Regions from separate parts of the Homo sapiens genome. Here regions 1 and 3 are each linked to region 2. Evidence: read pairs that join two places in POLR2A ChIA-PET (ENCODE). Cell type or tissue: A673. All regions are shown on one strand. Links, peaks and the distances in the headings refer to the core of each region. The heading gives the core; the rest is flanking DNA.

Region 1 (4,391 bases), core at 285-4,284, 110 kb after region 2:
CACTCATAGGTGGGAATTGAACAATGAGATCACATGGACACATGAAGGGGAATATCACACTCTGGGGACTGTGGTGGGGTGGGGGGAGCGGGGAGGGATAGCATTGGGAGATAGATATACCTAAGGCTACATGACGAGTTAGTGGGTGCAGCGCACCAGCATGGCACATGTATACATATGTAACTAACCTGCGCAATGTGCACATGTACCCTAAAACTTAAAGTATAATAAAAAAAAAAAAAAGAAAAAAAAAAAAAAAAAGAAGAAGATCTAAGCGTATTGTCAGAAAAGTGGGAGTTCAGAGTTCAGTGAGGAATTTCAGGCTACACTAAAATTTTCGTCTTATAATTGGGGGTAGCTCCAAGATTTTGCACATTTAAAACCCTGAAAAATATTCTAGAAGAGAGATGGAATTAATAAAACATTTTCCCTTAAAAAAATCACTTCTTCCATTACTTTTTTCTTCTGAGTTTTGAGAAACTTCTTGAAAGTGTGGCCCTTCTAATGAACTCCAAGGAGCTTTCTCAGGTTACCTCCACAGGGGACCAGAACAAGATGAGAAAAACAATTATTTTGATTTGAATGATTTCTTGAAGAGTTGAACAATAAGACAAATGGAACACCATTAATGCATTTTCTTTTATTTTCCATTTAGTAGCAAATGTAAAAGGGTGTTGGTTATGGTCTTCAATAATAATAGCCATCTCTTTCTTTTTTAAAAAAAATTCAGGTTTTACATAGAGTAAAATGTATACATCCTACATGTGCAGTTAATGAGTTTTATAAAATGTATACTTTCAGGTAATCATCACTCAGATCAAGAGAGGGAACATTTCCCTCACTGCTGAAAGTTTCCCATGCCCTTTTCCAGTCAATACCCCTCGCTGAGAGACAATCATTCTGATTTTGATCCCTATAGATTTTACCTGTTCTCAAACTTCATGACAGCAGAATCATACAGTTAAGTAGTCTTTTGTGCCTGAATTCTTTTGCTCAACATAATCTAAAGATTATAAAGATTCAGCCAGGCTGTCGCCTGCATCAGTTGTTTTCACCCCCCCACCTTTTTTTTTCTTTTTGAGATGGAGTCTTACTCTGTCGCCCAGGCTGGAGTGCAGTAGCACGATCTCAGCTCACTGCAACCTCCACCTCCTGGGTTCAAGCGATTCTCTTGCCTTAGCCTCCTGAGTAGCTAGGATCACAGGCATGCACCACCACACCTGGCTAATTTTTGTATTTTTAGTACAGACGAGGTTTTACCACGTTAGCTGGGCTGGTCTTGAACCCCTGACCTCAAGTGATCTGCTCACCTCGGCCTCGCAAAGTGCTTGGGATTACAGGTGTGAGCCACTGTGCTTGCCATCTTTTTTTTTTTTTTTTTTAAACTGCTGAGTAGTGTTCCATTCTATGAATATATCATTATTCTGTTGATGAACATTTGGGTTGTTTCCAGGTTGGGGATATTATTATAAATATGAACATTTTAAAAAGCAGCTTTGAATATTGTTTTGTAAGTCTTTGTGTGGATGCATATTTTCATTTTTCTTGAGCAAATACCTTAGATGATAGGGTAGAAGAGATCATAGGGTAAGTATATATTTAACTTTTAAAAATAACTGCCTGTTTTCCAAAGTGGTTATTCCATATTTCATTCCTGCTAGCAATGAATGAAAGAGTTCCAATTCCTCTACATGTTCATCAAGACTTAGTGTTATCAGTCTATTTAATTTGAGCTATTCTAGGGTGGTATATAGTGGTGTTTCATTGTGATTTTAATTTGATTTTCTGATGAGGCATAATGGGCACATTTTCAGGTGCCAACTGACTATTTAGACTTCTTCTTTTGTGAAACATCTTTTCAATTCTTTTGCCCAATATCCACCTCTTTAATAAATCTTGTTGAGGATATGGCCCTCTCAGGCAGTATTCTGTTGACCGACCACATTCTTAAGAGAAGCTAAATGTTGTAGAGACATTGAGGCAGCAGTCATAGAAATAAAATTGCTGGGTAAGAGCATTAGATTCATTCATTCATTCATTCATTTTTAGAGGTGGGGACAGGGTCTCCCTATGTTGCCCAGGCTTGTCTCAAACTCCTGGCCTCAAGTGATCCTTCCACCAGAGCCTCCTGAGTAGCTAGGATTATAGGTGTAAGCCACCACACCTGGCTAAGAACATTGGATTTAGAGCTTTCCAAACAGTTTAAATTTGTCAGGACAAGTATAGAAGCAACCATTTTATTTGTAAAAGCCACCACATGCTATTTCTATTCAGAGTTTCAAAATACAGAGAACAGGTACTCTCTAGAACCTTGGCATAAAATTCGAGTTTAGAAAATACCTGAAAGTGGTGTTACAGCTTATGTAACATCATATTTTTTCCATACGTAGTTATATTTTGAGATGTATACTTTTATTTAAGGACTATCCAAATTTGTGTCATAAAGGATATGTCCATTTAAAAGCCTATTTAAAAAAACTTTGCTTTATAAGTTGGCATATTAAAAAATATAAACATGAAGATGTCATATCAGAGATAAAATAATCTCTAAGATTCCAATTCTAAGAGGCTCTGAAAAGAAAGTATATGTAGCAGCAACTACCCAAGTATCAGCAATTGTTAATTGTTAATATCAATTGTGGCTGATAATCTATGTTGAGTCATTCAACATCCATTCCCAATTGTTCTTTTCCTTTTCTTCCTTTACTGTGAAAGCTGGAAAACCAAAAGCTTCATCTCTGATTTTTCCCAGGTGACATAATTCTGGCCAGTGAACTACAGACTAAAGACACCGGGGAGGCATGCACCTGTAATCCCAGTTATTCAGGAGGCTGAGGCACAAGAATCGCTCGAACCCAGGAGGTAGAGGTGGAGGTTGCAGTGAGCAGAGATTGCACCACTGCACTCCTGCCTGGGTGACAGAGTGAGACCCTGTCTCAAAAAAAAAAAAAAAAAAAAGACAGTGGTGAGGGGAGCCCTTCACCGAGTACAAGTCAATGTCTTGCTAAAGAAAAAAAAAATCCTTTTTCCCAAGAACATAAATATGAGGCCTGTCTGAAAATACAGCATTCATCTTGGGAACATGAGAGAGAGGGCAGGAGAATGAGCCATCACTCTGACATGGTCAAGAGCAGACAGCAGAAAGCCTAGTTTCTGATGGCACCACTGACCTGCTGTACCAGCCCTGGACTTCCTACCCCTGGACTTCTTATTGTGCAGGACAGTGACACCCTTATCTGTTTAAGCAGCAGCAGTTTTCTGATATTTGTTGCCAAGTGTATTGCCAGCTGATTCACTAGTGTTTGAAAGAAGATACCATACTAAACACAAAATTAACTGCTTATATTATGCACCATTATCTCTTTATTAAACCTGGCTTTATCAAAGACATAATTGATTTTTCAAGGAACCCCAGTATTGAGACATCATTATACTTCTGCATGAGCAGAAGGGCTTAACACTTTCACCACATTATCTGTTCTTGGAACCAAATTTGAAACTATTGATAAATGTTAGTAATAATCTGCTCCAATATTGTTTTAGCATTTATGAAAACTGTACCAATTATGTTAATATAGTATTTTTTACCAATGATATCTTCATATGCTCTTAGTGTTTTAAAACAAACATAAATTCCCTTTTTAGCATATGAACATTTGCATTTAGATCAGATATGACAGCAGTATAATAAAACAGGGGTCCCCAGTGCCTGGGCCATGGACTAGTACCAGTCCCTGGCCTGTTAGGAACTGGGCTGCACAGCAGGAGGGGAGCAGCGAGCAAGCAGTACTGCCTGAGCTCTGCCTCCTGTCAGGTCAGCAGCAGCATGAGATTCTCATGGGAGCGCCAACCCTATTGTGAACTGTGCATGTGAGGGATCTAGGTTGGGCGCTCCTTATGAGAATCTAACTAATGCCTGAGGATCTGAGGTGGAACAGTTTCATCCCAAAACCATCTTCCACCCCACTGTGGAAAAATTGTCTTCCATGAAATCTGTCCCTGGTGCCAAAAAAATTGGGGAACCACTGTACTAAAACACCATAAAATTGTATAGAACACCACGAAATGGTTTGGCCAAGAGTTGAAAACAGAATATACAGCTCTAAAATATCTCTATAAATGAAGTTTGTTTGTAGCTTTACAGAACTAAAAACCAAAATATGTGAACAAACTTTAAAAAAGCAATTTTGGAGGAAAATAGGTTCAGAGAAGGTATTTTACTGAGACAGTGTTAAGCAAGTAGTGAAGAATGTGGATTCCAGAGCCAGACTGCCTGCATTCGGACCATTTTCCTTCCACCAGTGTCATCTTAGGCAGGTATTAGTCAGCTTGGGCTGCCAAACAAAATGCCATAGACTGGGTTTTGTGGCTGAAACAACAGAAATGTATTT
Region 2 (4,391 bases), core at 212-4,211:
CTGAGGCAGGAGAATTGCTGGAGCTGGGGAGGCAGAGGTTGCAGTGAGCCAAGATCACACCAACTGTACTCCAGCCTGGGTGACAGAGTGAGACTCCATCTCAAAAAAAAAAAAAAAAAAAAAGGAAATTTACAGGGATGAATATTGCTGAAAACTCTGGACGTTACTGGCTTCAGGAAAGTTTTCATCCAACGCCCCAATGATATAAACAAATCCTGAACTCCTGCTTTCCATTTATTGGTTTCATCACCTCAGGGTTAATTTCCAGAAGCTTCAGAGCGTACATGCTTTCAGGTTCAAATCCAGTAGAAAAGAGAGACTTAGCATTATCAATAGCTTAAAAAAATTTTTTTTGAGGCAGAGTCTTGTTGTGTCACCCGAGATGGAGTGCAGTGGTGTGATCATGGCTCACTGCAGCTTCAACCTCCTGGGCTCAAGGGATCCTCCCACTTCAGTCTCTTGAGTCCAGGTGCATACCCTCACACCTGGTTAATTTTTAATTTTTATTTTATTTTGAAGAGATGGGGTCTTGCTATATTGCCTAGGCTGGTCTCGAACTCCTGGCCTCAAGTGATCATCTTGCATCAGCATTCCAAAGTGCTGGGATTACAGGTGTGAGCACTGCCCTGACTTGGGTACTGTGTTCATCCTAAAGTAATCATCAAAGACCAGACAGATGGAATGTGTTGATTGAGTCAAGCCCAACAGGATCTAATCTTGACCTTGGGGGTGGAGTCAGTGCCCCTTAAATACATCATGCAGAAATTTGGAATAGTGTTAAGAAGAGGGAAGGCAAGATAAATCGTACAACCTTCTATTTATAATATTTATTTATTACTTTTTTTAATTTTTTGAGATGGAGTCTCGCTCTGTTGCCCAGGCTGGAGTGCAATGGCACGATCTCGGCTCACTGCAACCTCTGACTCCCTGGTTCAAGCGATTCTCCTGCCTCAGCCTCCCGAATAGTTGAGACTGCAGGCACCTGCCATCACGCCCAGCTAATTTTTTGTATTTTTAGTACAGACGGGGTTTCACCATGTTGGCTGGGCTGGTCTTGAGCTCCTGGTCTTGATTCACCCACCTCAGCCTTCCAAAGTGCTGGGATTATAGGCGTGGGCCACTGTGCCTGGCCACAACCTTCTATTTAAATGCCTTAAATAACTAGCATTTCAACCTAGAGTCATTCATGCATTTGTTAACTCATTCAACAAACATTTTTTCAGGATTCACTATGTGCAAAGTCTCGACTCCATTTCCAGGCTCTTCTTTAAGAGCAAGCACCAAGAACTTGTCCTCAGACTGAAAACAGAATTATGAGAGAGATTAGGGAAACAGGTTTCCCAAAAACTTCCATATTTTTAGCCTGGTTCCTTACATTTTCAGGTATCTAGGAAAGGAAGAGAAACAGCCATCCACCTTCCCACACACCCTACCCAAGCACATCTCCCTGATGTATTTCTATCATTCACAATTTAGGGAGCTATAGACTCCTCCGAAGCTATTCACAGCCCCACTTTAAGCCTCTTGGGCTATATATTCACTAAGATCCTTTCTGGATACAAGACATACAATGATATTGTGATTTGACATTGACATTTGAAAACAGACTCTTGTTTTGTTTTGTTTTGAATGTCCAAGGAAAGATAAGCACATTCTACGTCTTGAAAGAGATCATCCTTTACCTAGGTTAAGATGAGGGGTAATTAGAGCATTTAGTGGTTGGACTTAGGTTTTCACGTGCCACCTAAGTCCTATGTGGAGCTAGATCAGACAACTCAATCTCTCTAACATGTGGGTTATACAAAATGAGAAAGAACAGGAAATGCTCATATATATTTTGGATCTTGCCACTGGCTGAGCAGGAAGCTGCAAGAGAGATAACAGATGATTAAGGCCTCTCCCCAGGCTCCTTTTGGGAAAGCAGCTTTTGGGAAAACACGTGTAGAAAATGAGAGACAAGTACAACTGAAATGCTTCAACCACGCTTTGTCCGTGTCTGCCGTGTTTACAAAGCATTCTGAAATAACCAAATGAAGTTGCTCCACATCCAGAAAAGTCCTGGTGATTGTACAGTGGCCTGGTGTTAAGCACAGCTTTTTTTTTTTTTTTTCCTAAATCTGTAGCCCTGAGAATAAATCCATTTGTATTTCCTTTTCTTGAGGAAGGAAATGTTCTGGTGCTCAACAGGATGTCCTGATCCTCTCCGTGTAGGCTTTGGTGCTAGCTCCAGTGTCCCGGGTTGAGGGCAGGCACACCTAAAGTAAAGGTAGAAAGTGAGAGAAGAACTGAAAAAGGGAGGCCAAGTTGGAAAACTTGAGAAAGACAATAGCAGGCCTGGGGACTCAATTTGGAAAATGATAGGAAGTAAAATGTCCTTTGATTCTCACCAGGATTCAACTCAAAATCACAGTAAACATTTTAACAGGAGTCTTATACATAGTGCTGAGGGAGGAAATGGCAGTACAGTACAAAGGTGGGATGTTATTTCTATGACAAATGAAAGTTGGCCACCAAGAAACTCAAATCCTAGCTTCAGCCTGCATCTTGGCCTCGTGTTGTGTTCTGTGGGACATTCCCCAAGAGTATGGCTTCTGAGCTGACACAGCCACTTGCTGCCTGTGGCCTTTGGGGATGGACTGTCTCCAACAGGCTGGTACTAGCAGAGATTAACTTCCTTTTGTGGTTCCCAGATTTACATGTAGAACTGATCCTCAAACTGTTACTTTGGAAGTTAGAACAAAGTGTTGACTTGCCAAGTCTTTGTAAAGGGGGCTTAGTTATATGATGCCCTTCAGGCACTTTGGGCTTCTTAGATGTGCCAGTGTTCTAAAGTGAATGTGTTTTGATTTCTGGGGTTAACTTCAGGGTTAGAAGGCGGGTGCACACACCAAACAAAAGGCTTGTTGTCTTCATCATTTTTTTCCCAGGGACCCAGGAAATAAAGGGGTCTTCTTTTCATAGCAGTAGTCTGTCAGTCTTTTCTGGCAGGAATTGAGATTCTGAGGAAGCAGTTAATATGTCTGGTGCAATAAATGTGACTTGGAAATTTGGCTGTCTCTTAACTATCCCCACCTCCTCTCCAGGCTCAGCATTTCCTTCAACACTGGGGTCAATGCTTAGGATAGGGTTGGTTTGACTCTATCCTGCCACTGCCTTGGCCTTAGTTTCCAGGTTTATAGTAACTGGTGTCTGCCTTACCTTCCTGTTCCTGGCTGACCCCTGCTCTGTTCCTAAGTCCCTGGTAATTACAGTCCCCTCCCAGTTTCTCAGTGAGGCGGTTGTTCTCTGTCCCCTCCGGTAACTAGATTCGCCTGACCTGGAGTCCAAAACTCCTATGCCTGAGTCATTCCCATATATCTCAGATGTCCTTGGCATAGAATCACTTGTCCACTCGCCTAACAAAGTATAAGAGTGTTCATATTTTCACTTAGGGCATAGATTTTAACTTTACCTTAATTTTTTAAAGTTTTTAATAAGCAGAAAAATTCACACCTGAATTATTAATTTGTTGAATGCCCTGAATCTCACTGAAAATAACTTAATTGTTAACATTGAATTGCATCAGCCAACAGGAACACAAAAAAGATGGGCCAAATAAACTGTACTATCACCTAACACCTCGTAACATAAGCAAAAGGAAACTTATTATCAATGTCATATGAACAACAAGTGCAAACATTCAATATGTGAACCTGCTGTAACAACCATTCTGGTCAAGGCTCCTGTTTTAGTTTTCATGAGATCAAAAGCTTAGGAATTCAGAATTGTGGTCATCCCCATTGAGTCAATTTTGGTAATTTATATGGACCAGACCTTCGTTATACAGCATCTGTAGCTGCAAAGTGATAGTCTGCTCTTGGTAAACTCTCCATCTTTCACATTATGTGGGGTTTATCTCCTCCTTGAACTCTTGGTAGAACCTTGCCTTATGGACCATGTGGACTTGTTTTCTTTTTTGAAGGTAGATCTTTGACTATTTCTTATATTACTATTGATAAGTTCAGGCTTTCTGTTCCTTGAGTCAATTTTGGTAATTTATATTTCTTTAGAAAGCCATTCTCCATGGTCTGGATTTTCAAATTCATTGGAATAAAGCTGCACATAGCACTTAAAAAATTTGAAATCTCTGCATTCTGTTTTCCTCTCTGATGTTATAGTGTCTTTTTTCTTTCTTTCTTTCTTTCTTTGTTTTTTTTCCTAGTTCATACTTGCCAAAGGCTTTCTATGTTTTGAGCTTGTTAAAACATCAAATTATTGTGTTGGGTTTTCTATTTCATATTATCTGTTTTATCTTTATTAATTCCTTCCTTCTACCTTCTCTGGTTTATTTGTTATTTTCTAGTTTCTAGAGTTGAAAGCTAAGTTCACTCATTTTCAATCTTTCTTGCTTT
Region 3 (4,391 bases), core at 285-4,284, 240 kb after region 2:
TTAGGCAGGAGGTTTATGGCGGCCACAGTGGGGATCTGCACTGATGGATTCTTCCTAAGGAGCTGGCTCCAGACAAGATCAGAGGCTTGAGTTCAGAGAGCTACACCTGGTTTCTCAGCTCCTCCAGGAGGCAGAGAAACAAGGGAAAACTGAGGTCCAGAAAAGGCAGTATAATTTGAGATTGTTGGGCCAGGCACACTCTGCTAGGACTACCTTCGTTCCCCACTGGGCTGACCTTGCATTTTATAGAGATGCCCCAAGCGATGTCACCTAAAAAACAAGGATTTATCGTTTAAGTCTTCTTAATTAGAAGAGAATGTCTACATTATTTACCAATTAACTCGTCGCTCCTCCTCAGGGGCAGTGCTTTAGCCCCAGGGTTCTATAATCACATACAAAATATTTCCACTATTATGATGCTCATTCAAAAATAAATAAATATCAGCACCCCCACAGATGTTTCCTTATTTGCTGAAGGAAAAAGAAGATAAACACAGTTATTGTGATTCACAATATTTGTGTAAAAGGCACCACACTAGAGCCTTCCCAAGTACTCCCAACAATAATATTTTGAGAACTTTAATTTTTTATCTTGGGTGGCTCCATGCCACTTGGATTCAGCTCGGGGCTCCCCCTCAGTGTTAACACCTACAGTAAGTCAGAGGAGGCTTGCAGGATGACCCGGTGCTTCCAGGAATTGCCTGTGCCCTCCAGAGGCAGGCGGCCGATTTCCCTTTGGCAGCAGGTGTCAGGGAGGTCTACAGCACCTGATCACCTTTCCAGATCAGCTTGGAGGGTGCTAAAAGCAGGGGTTCTCCAACTTGAGTCACCGTCAGAATCACCTGGAAGGCCTGTGAAACAGATGGCTCAGGCTCACCCCGCAGTGGCTGACTCATCTGTGCTGGGGCCTGCAAAGATGCATTTCTATTTTTTTTTTTTTTTTTTGACAGAGTCTGGCTCTGTCACCCAGGTTGGAGCACAGTGGCGCGATCTCGGCTCACTGCAACCTCTGCCTCCCAGGTTCAAGTGATTCTCCTGCCTCAGCCTCCTGAATAGCTAGGACTGCAGGCGTGTGCCACCACACCTAGCTAATTTTTTTTTGTATTTTTAGTAGAGACAAGGTTTCACCATGTTGGCCAGGATAGTCTCGATCTCTTGACCTTGTGATCCACCTGCCTTAGCCTCCCAAAGTGCTGAGATTACAGGTGTGAGCCACTGCGCCTGGCTGGAAAGATGCATTTCTAGCAGGTGCCCAGGTAATGCTGATGCTGCTAGTCTTGGGGACCACACTTGGTGAGCCACTGGTCTAATGTTTCTCTTTCTTTCCAAAGCTCCCTAAAATGTTAACTCTCAGATGGGAAACCGATTTGCAGAAGCCTGAGAAGAAACACTCCATCTCCCAGGGATTGAACTGCAATAGGGGGTTTAAGGAGGGCGAGTGAGAAAGGACCCTCTGGCTGATTCCCAGGCTCTGGGTGAAGGGGTTGTTTCAAGGGTCAAGAATCTGCCTGGTACCTGACAATTTCCTGGAAGGTACTCAGATGTGGTCACTCCCTGGGATGACTGTGCTGGGAGAGGATTATCCTGGATTCTCTGTGGCTGTCTGAACTTGGGACAGAGCATCCACAATATTGGGAGAAAGTCCTTAAAGTTTTAAGTATCTGAGCCCAGTCAGTTTTTGGGACTGAGCCACAGAGAGGAGGGAGTCTGAGGCCTGACCTTGGCCCCTTGCCTGTCCCGGGTGGGCAGATCCGCAGGACTGGGCAGAAAACTCTGTCAGTGAACGAGAGTTAGAAACAAGTGTCCAGTAAGCCTGAGGCCTGGGCCTGGAGGTGCAGGGACAGTGGGCTCGTCAGGAGTCTACACTGAGGAAGGAGCAGAGCAGAGTGTGGGGAAATGAGGGTGGAGGTGGCTTCTGAGCTTGGGAGGGCAGGGGTGACTCAGGGCCCATCCTGGCACAGTGCCCTGTGTCTGGGCCCAGCTTAGGTCTGGTGCTGGGAAGCATTTCACCAGGGCATGTGAGGGATGAACTTCAGGGCTCCAGGGCCGGTGATACACCTGTCCCCCTGGGCTCTGGCTGGGCCCCTGCTGTCTCACGTGGCTGTCCTCCACACCTCCTGCTGGGCCCATTCAGACCCGAGAGGGGCGCACTCCTGGGCTGTCTGGCGTCAGATGTGGCATCTTTGAGGTGGGCTGCAGGTTAGACATCACAGGTGCCTGCCATGATGCTTCCTGTTTCCTCATCCAGCTTCCCCCATTCCTGGTCCTCCAGGTTCCCTTCTGGGCCCCTGCATTCGGAGGCTGGTCAGCGGCCCCATTGCATCCTGTGCCTCTGCCCTTGCTCCTCAGTGGTAGCTGAGCCTCCCACAGAGGCACTGAGCATGTGCTAGCCTGCCTTCAAGTTTTCTAAGCCTTGCACTCAGGCTTCCACCCGTTGGCCTGATGAGTTGGACTGCTCTGGGCCATACCTTCCTTGTTGGGATGGCCACTTACCCTCTCTGGGCAGCAGAATCTCCCTCGGTGTCAGGACCGTTGTGAGGATTATGTAAGAGAGTGCTCATGAAATGCATATGAATGCCCTCTGCGTTAGCTCGCATCCCTGCTTCTAGAACTCTGGTCCACTTTGACCCCAGTGTCTGGCACCTGAACCTTGCCTGCACCTGGTGATCTGGACTGTGGGTGGGCTGTATACTGGCAGAATTGTGCACTGAGGCAGAGCCGGGTGGGGCTAGAAGGGTGGACTAGGTTCTCTCCCCAAGGCCATGAAAGTTTAGATGATGTGGGAATTTGAAAAAGAGTCAAAGATGCTCTGCAAATATGATTATTGGAATGTGAAAAGATTCAAAATGAGGGTTTTTGAACTGCAAGGAATGGAGGGGGCCTTTCTACTATGAGGTGTGACTAATCCTTCTATACAGGGTAGAGCCCCCCTCCTCTCCCCTTCCCTCCCCTCCCCTCCCCTCCTCTCCCCTCTCCTCTCTTTTCTTTTTTCTTTCATTGAGACCAAGTCTCCCTCTGTAGCCCAGGTTGGAGTGCAGTGGCACAATCTTGGCTCACTGCAACCTCCACCTCCCAGGTTCAAGCGATTCTCCTGCCTCAGCCTCCAGAGCAGCTGGGATTATAGGCACATGCCACTGCACCCAGCTACTTTTTTGTATTTTTAGTAGAGACAGGGTTTCACCATGTTGGCCAGACTGGTCTCGAACTCCTGACCTCAGGTGATCCACCATCCTCGGCCTCCCAAAGTGCTAGGATAACAGGCATGAGCCACCACGCCTGGCCGCATCTTTTCTATGAGAAGAGTTTAAAGGGTCCCTGGAGCCTGTCCCGAAGCTACTCTTCACGCTATTACGTTTTCAAATGGGAAAGAGCAGATGGCCGTAGAGGTGAACCCTTGCATGGACTTAGATTTAGGGCCCCAAAGAATAATGACTGCCCCGAACACAGGTGTCCTCCTTTACCACCAACTACACACTTCCTGAGGGAGGCAGAGGCCTTAGTCTCCAATTTCCAGCAAAAGGAGTGGAGACTGGGTGAGCAAGGGACTTGTCTAAGGGGACATGACAGCAAGGAAAGGAGCCTAGGGCCCTGACTCCAGCTTCCAGGCTCTGAGACACATCCGCACCAGTGCGATTCCACCGATGGAGCAAAGGCCGGGTGCCCAGTGAGTCACCTGAGAGAGGCCTCTTGGGGCCAAGTCCTTACTGAGGCTGGGCGGGGAGGCCCTGCTGGAGGGAGGAAGGAGGGGTCCATGGGACAGGGAGGTTGGGGCTACCCTGGGCCTGCTTGGAGTTTTATCCTTTCCTTGAACTTAGGACTTTCTGGAGACTTGAAGATGGTCCCTCATAAGCTGACTGCATCCTGCTTAGAGCTCAGGGGCGCACCCCCAACAGGCACCTTCCACCCCTCAGAACCAGCAGCCACAGGCGGGCCAAGGGCAGAGCGCCTCTCCCCAGGGGCTCCTTTTCCCGAGGGACTGTGTCCTGTGTGTGTGGAGAGAGGACAGCTGCCAGATACAATACATAAGTACTGCATGGAACATACTTAGACTAATAAATTATTTGTTGTTTCTCTGAAATTCAAACTTAACTGGGTGTCCTGTGTTTTATTTCCTAAATCTGTTAACCCTAGCCCAGGCGGAACCCACATGCTGCTGCGGTGGGAGCTTCTGAAGTCCTTTCTGCCCCCAGGACGGTTCCAGAACTGGGTGGGGCTGCCTTCAAGAGGCAGGGTGGAGGGACAGAGGGCTGGGGGAAGGACAGGGCCTGCAGGAGGCAGTTTTTGGTTCGACACAGTAAAAATTTCCTCCTGGAGGCCAAGGGTGGTGGCTCACGCCTGTAATCCCAGCGCTTTGGGAGGCTGAGGTGGGTGGATTGCTTGAGTTCAGTAGT

The links. ChIA-PET counts read pairs that join two places held together with the same protein. Peaks named below come from ENCODE experiments on the same cell type or tissue, not always from the same donor. Only the 100,000 strongest peaks of a DNase experiment are listed, where the experiment ranks them.
Region 1: POLR2A ChIA-PET joins it to region 2 with 7 read pairs; 13 of 35 experiments call an interaction of 5 or more read pairs at or near these places.
Region 3: POLR2A ChIA-PET joins it to region 2 with 5 read pairs; 5 of 35 experiments call an interaction of 5 or more read pairs at or near these places.

Annotation. Positions count from the first base shown.
Region 1 is chr3:141,753,000-141,757,390 of GRCh38, reverse strand. It overlaps a transcript of GRK7 not described here. Among named protein-coding and RNA genes, the nearest start is that of GRK7, 8.2 kb to the left of the region's middle. In A673, for the core only: no CTCF peak of the experiment used is centred there; no DNase peak of the experiment used is centred there.
Region 2 is chr3:141,858,748-141,863,138 of GRCh38, reverse strand. It overlaps LOC105374134 (a long non-coding RNA gene), which reads right to left. Exons shown (of 3, transcript XR_924551.3): 3 at 1,916-2,255. Among named protein-coding and RNA genes, the nearest start is that of ATP1B3, 16 kb to the left of the region's middle. RefSeq lists a silencer at 518-812 and an enhancer at 1,171-2,518. In A673, for the core only: no CTCF peak of the experiment used is centred there; a DNase peak (open chromatin) is centred at 1,888; H3K27ac peaks cover 783 bases.
Region 3 is chr3:141,623,167-141,627,557 of GRCh38, reverse strand. No RefSeq gene overlaps it. Among named protein-coding and RNA genes, the nearest start is that of RASA2-IT1, 100 kb to the right of the region's middle. In A673, for the core only: no CTCF peak of the experiment used is centred there; no DNase peak of the experiment used is centred there.